Linked DNA regions of Homo sapiens: region 2 is linked to region 1. The links are chromatin loops, found by intact Hi-C in ENCODE. Cell type or tissue: endothelial cell of umbilical vein. All regions are shown on one strand.

Region 1 (2,500 bases):
ACTGCACTCCAGCCTGGACAACAGAGCAAGACTCCTGCTCAAAAAAATAAGTAAATAAAAAGAAGAAGAAGAGAAAGAGAGCTCTGATTTCTAAGTAGGTTCTTTTTTAAAGGTTAGGTTGCAGTTTAATTGTGATGTCTAAACAAAACAACCTGCTTTTCTTTCTTTTTTTTTTTTTTTTTCCAAGACAGGGTCTCACTCTGTCACCCAGGCTGGAGTGCAGTGGTGTGATCATCACTCACTGCAGCCTTGAACTCCTGGGCTCAAGCAATCCTCCCATCTCACCCTCCCGAGTAGCTGGGACTACAGTTGGGCACCACTACACCTGGCTAATTTTTTTTTTTTTTTTAATTACGTGAGCATTTTTCGTAGAGACGAGGTCTCCCTATGTTGCACAGGCTGACCTTGAATTCCGGGGCTCAATCGATCCTCCCACCTCAGCCTCCCAAAGTGCTGGGATTACAGGCGTGAGCCACCGTGCCCAGCCTCTTTTTTTTTTTTTTAACTGTGTAAACTGAGGCCTCAAAATGCTTAATGGCATACCCGCTACAGAAACAGAAAACTATTACCAAGTACTTACTATGTGGCTGCACTGTTCTAAATGCTTTCTATGTAATAATGCAGTGAACTTAATCTTTGTAAGAGCCCCAGAGATGGGTGCTATTGTTTTCCCCATTTGACAGAGAGGGAAACTGAGGCACCGAAAGGGAAAGGAACCCTCCTCCCCAGAATCAGTCAGCAAGTGGCAGAGTTGGGATTTGAACCCTGGCCGGGGCACTCAACCACACCCCAGATTGAAGCCAGGTAAGCCCCACACTTGACCTCAGGACCTGCTTGTAACCCATCAGACCTCAGGGAGCCCTGCAAAGCCCCGAGTCCGCCCCTGCCGCCCCAGTTGGTCTTTACCAAGCCCTTTGTGCATGAAAAAGCAATAGCCATATATGTAATGATTAGTTATCACATGATGGGAATTCAATTATTGATTTGGGGCTGACTTCCATTTCTCGGAACAGGCAGAAAGGAAGCGGCAGGGAGGTGGGTACTCCGGAGAGCGAGCTGAGCGCTCTGCTGCCCGGCGCCTGCCAGGCTGGGGAGCCATGGCGCCACCTGGTGGCCAGTCTTAGCAGCGGCGGGCGACAGTGGGTGAACGCAGGGGAGACCCGCGCAGGCTGCTTTTTGAGCACAGTGTGTGTCAGGCGCTGTTCCAGCTCAGGGGTCCAAAAACCTCTTCGATAAAGGACCTCAGATGAAATGCTTCCGGCTCTGAGGGCTAGACAGTCTCTGTCCCAGAGACAGCTCTGCCGTTGTAACACAAAAGGAGCCACAGACAACATCAGCACAAATAGAAAAGGCTGTGTTCCAATAAAACTTTATGGACACCAAATTTTGAACGGCATACAACTTTCACCTATCAAGAATTATCCTTCTTTTTATTATACGACAACAAAAATTAATGAACGGGTCGGGCGTGGTAGCTCACGCCTGTAATCCCAGCATTTTGGGAGGCCAAGGTAGGTGGATAACCTGAGGTCAGGAGTTCGAGACCAACCTGGCCAACATGGTAAATGAAACCCCGTCTCTACTAAAAAATACAAAAATTAGCTGGGCGTGGTGGCGCGCACCTGTAGTCCCAGCTACTCCGGAGGCTGAGGCAGGAGAATCGCTTGAACCCGGGAGGCTGAGGTTGCAGTGAGCCGAGATCTCGCCCCTGCACACCAGCCTGGGTGACACCAGACCGGCCCACGTGGAGCTCACAGAGCAAATATGGCAGCAACAAGGGAGAAAGCCGATGCGTAACACATATGAGCTGGTCGTGAGTGCTAGTGGGGAAAATTAAGCGGGGCAGGGAACCAACATAAGTAGGGGTTGCATTTTATTTTTTTTCAATTCTATTTATTTATTTAGAGATAGGATCTCTCTCTGTTGCCCAGGCTGGAGTGCAGTGGTGCAATCATAGCTCATTGCAACCTTCAACTCCCAGGCTCAAGCAGTCCTCCCACCTCAGCCTCCTGAGTAGCTGGGACTACAGGTACGCATCACCATGCCCAGCTAATTTTTGTAAAGATGGAATCTTGCCATGCTGTCCAGGATGGTCTCAAACTCCTGGGCTCACAGGATCCTCCTGCCTTGGCCTCCTGAGTAGCTAGGACTACAGGTCCCAGTACAGTCAACGAGGGAGGAAGCCCCATATGTAACACATAGGATCTGGTTATGAGTGCTAGTGGGGAAAATTAAGCGGGGCAGGGAATAAGCACGAGTAGGGCTGCATTTTATTTTATTTTTATCTTATTTATTTATTTATTTATTTATGAGACAGGGTCTCACTCTGTTGCCCAGGCTGGAGTGCGGTGGCACGATCATGGCTCACTGCAGCCTTGACCTCCCAGGATCAAAGGATCCTCCCACCTCAGCCTCCCAAGTAGCTGGGACCACAGGCGCACACCACCATGCCTGGCTAATATTTTTTTGTTTTTTGTGGAGATGCCTCACTATGTTGCCC
Region 2 (2,500 bases), 160 kb before region 1:
TGGGCGGATCACCTGAGGTCAGGAGTTCGAGACCAGCCTGACCAACATGGAGAAACCCCGTCTCTACTAAAAAAAATTAAATTAGCCAGGCGTGGTGGCATATGCCTGTAATCTCAGCTACTCAGGAGGCTGAGGCAGGAGAATCACTTGAACCCAGGAGGCGGAGGTTGCAGTGAGCCGAGATCATGCCATTGCATTCCAGGCTGGGCAAGAAGAGCGAAACTCCATCTCAAAATAAATAAATAAATAAATAAATAAATAAATAAATAAATAAAGAGTTCCCCCTATGAGCTGCTAGAAGCTGGAATGCAGGGTCCAGGGCCGTCCCAAATTTGCAACCCTAGAGTCTTCAGCTGCAGGATCTTGGGCAAGTTACTTCCTCTCTCTATGCTTTGATCTCTCTCTCTCCATAAAATGTGGATCATGAAAAACAACCCTTTTAGGATTCTTTCCAAAGATCCAAGGAGATGTGTGTTAAGGGCATGGCACATAACAACTGCTCAGTGTTACTGGTGATTACTTCTATTGCAGAAGCAGGAAAACACAGTGGTAAAAACAAACAAACAAACAAACAAACAAACAAACATACACACACACTCTGGGATCACACTCCTGGGTCTGAATCCCAGCTCTACCACTCCGTAGCTGTGTGACCTTTGGACAGTTACTTAACCTCTCTGGGCATCGGTTTCCTCATAGGTAAAATGTGGATAATAACAGGTTGTTTTTTTTTGTGTGTGTGACAGAGTTTCACTCTTGGAGTGCAGTGGAGTGATCTCGACTCACTGCAACCTCCGCCTCCTGGGTTCAAGCGATTCTCCTACCTCAGCCAAGTAGCTGGGATTACAGGCACCTGCCACCATGCCTGGCTAATTTTTGTATTATTAGCAGAGACAGGGTTTCACCCTGTTGGTCAGGCTATTCTTGAACTCCTGACCTCAGGTGATCCACCTGCCTTGGCCTCACGACGTGCTGGGATTATAGGCGTGAGCCACTGCGCAGGGCAAGAGCTCTTATCTTATAGGCTCTTTAGAAGATTAAATGGGTTAATATTTGTAAAGGGCTCATAGTAAATGCTAGTTGTTATTCTCATCACAATTTACCTGGATTATTAGGCTGATGAGTGCAATGCAGTTGAACTGAAGTTTTACAAGGGCAGAAAGCAGGCCTGTCTTGTTGACCGATGTGTCATCAGGGCCTAGCACATAGTAGAACCTCAGTGAGCAATTTTGGAATGAATGAAGTATTTCCTTTTTACCTGCCAATATCCCCAAATGTAACAAAAACCATGACTACCATTTGCTGAGAATCTACCCTGGAGCAGGCCCCCTAGTGGGCATATTACACGGATCATCTCCTCGCATCCTCAAAACAACGCTGAGACAGGTGGCATCGTTCCATTTCACAGATAAGGAAACCGCAGGTCAGAGTGGCCCCGCAGCCTGTGAAGGGAAAAGCCAGAATTTTCGCCACGTCCACTGGGATTCCCAAATCCAAATGTTCAGCTACTTTCTGCCACCAGTGTTTCCTTCAACCTGCGATCCGCTCTCATGGATGTCACAGCCAATCACGTAGACCCCGAGAGCCCTCATGTTTGTATTTCTTTGCTTCTACCATATGTTCCCCCTGCTTCTTACTGAAGAATAGAAGCAGTTCAATGCCTCAGTTTCCCTACTCATAAAAGGAGGAAAACAACAGTGGTGTTCTCAGAATGGCCTTGAGGACGGCACAGGTGAATCACGCCTCAAACAGAGAGAGCCTCTGCAAATGGAATAGCCTCTCTACCACTTGCCTATGAATCCCCCCACCACCTTGACCCTCGGGCACACATCTTTAGATTTGCTGACCACCTTCTGAGCTGGGTCTCGCTCCTCTGCCCATTAGCTTTCTTTGCCCAAGCTGATTTATCTGTCATTTCTCCCCCTCCAGCCTCTATCACTGTGCGTACACACACACACACACACACACACACACACACACACACACCCCTCTTTCTCTCTCTTCTTGCAGCCTCTTCAGCCACTAAAATTAGCTCCATCTCTAGTCCACATCCCCAGCACGCCTGTCCTGGTTTCTCTGGGCTCCCAGCCACTTGCGATATTGTGTCTCAGATGCCACACGCTGCCTGCCTGATGTCACAGCCGCTTCCTAAAACAAGAGGTATTTTGAGATCTTGGAGGGGGTGGGAGCGGGGGGAAGGGAGGGATTTCACACATCTTCCTCCCGGGGTGTTTTTAAAAAACGCTGACACGAGAGATGTGTGCCCCCCTCACTGTGCCCCTCACTCCTATTTTTAGTTTCAAAGCGTCCAAAAAAAAAAAAAAAAAAAAGCTTCAGAGCCAATGAGACCTCTAAGGGCCCCAGTGGGTCAAATCTTGATTTAAAAAAAATTCCACTTCTGGGTCTATATCCAAAAGAATTGAAAGCAGGGACTCAGCTATTTGTACACACAGGTTTACAGCAGCATTATTTACAATAGCCAAAAGGTGGAAGCCAAGTG

The links. Peaks named below come from ENCODE experiments on the same cell type or tissue, not always from the same donor. Only the 100,000 strongest peaks of a DNase experiment are listed, where the experiment ranks them.
Region 2: it touches region 1 in a loop (12-fold over the local background); 4 of 110 quality-filtered maps call a loop at or near these places.

Annotation. Positions count from the first base shown.
Region 1 is chr19:13,588,308-13,590,807 of GRCh38, forward strand. No RefSeq gene overlaps it. Among named protein-coding and RNA genes, the nearest start is that of CACNA1A, 83 kb to the left of the region's middle. RefSeq lists silencers at 1,018-1,127, 1,037-1,266. In endothelial cell of umbilical vein, a CTCF peak has its summit at 1,111 (motif pointing left); a DNase peak (open chromatin) is centred at 1,114.
Region 2 is chr19:13,427,222-13,429,721 of GRCh38, forward strand. All of the region lies in intron 3 of CACNA1A (calcium voltage-gated channel subunit alpha1 A), which reads right to left. Among named protein-coding and RNA genes, the nearest start is that of CACNA1A, 78 kb to the right of the region's middle. In endothelial cell of umbilical vein, a CTCF peak has its summit at 1,358 (motif pointing left); no DNase peak of the experiment used is centred here; H3K27ac peaks cover 854 bases.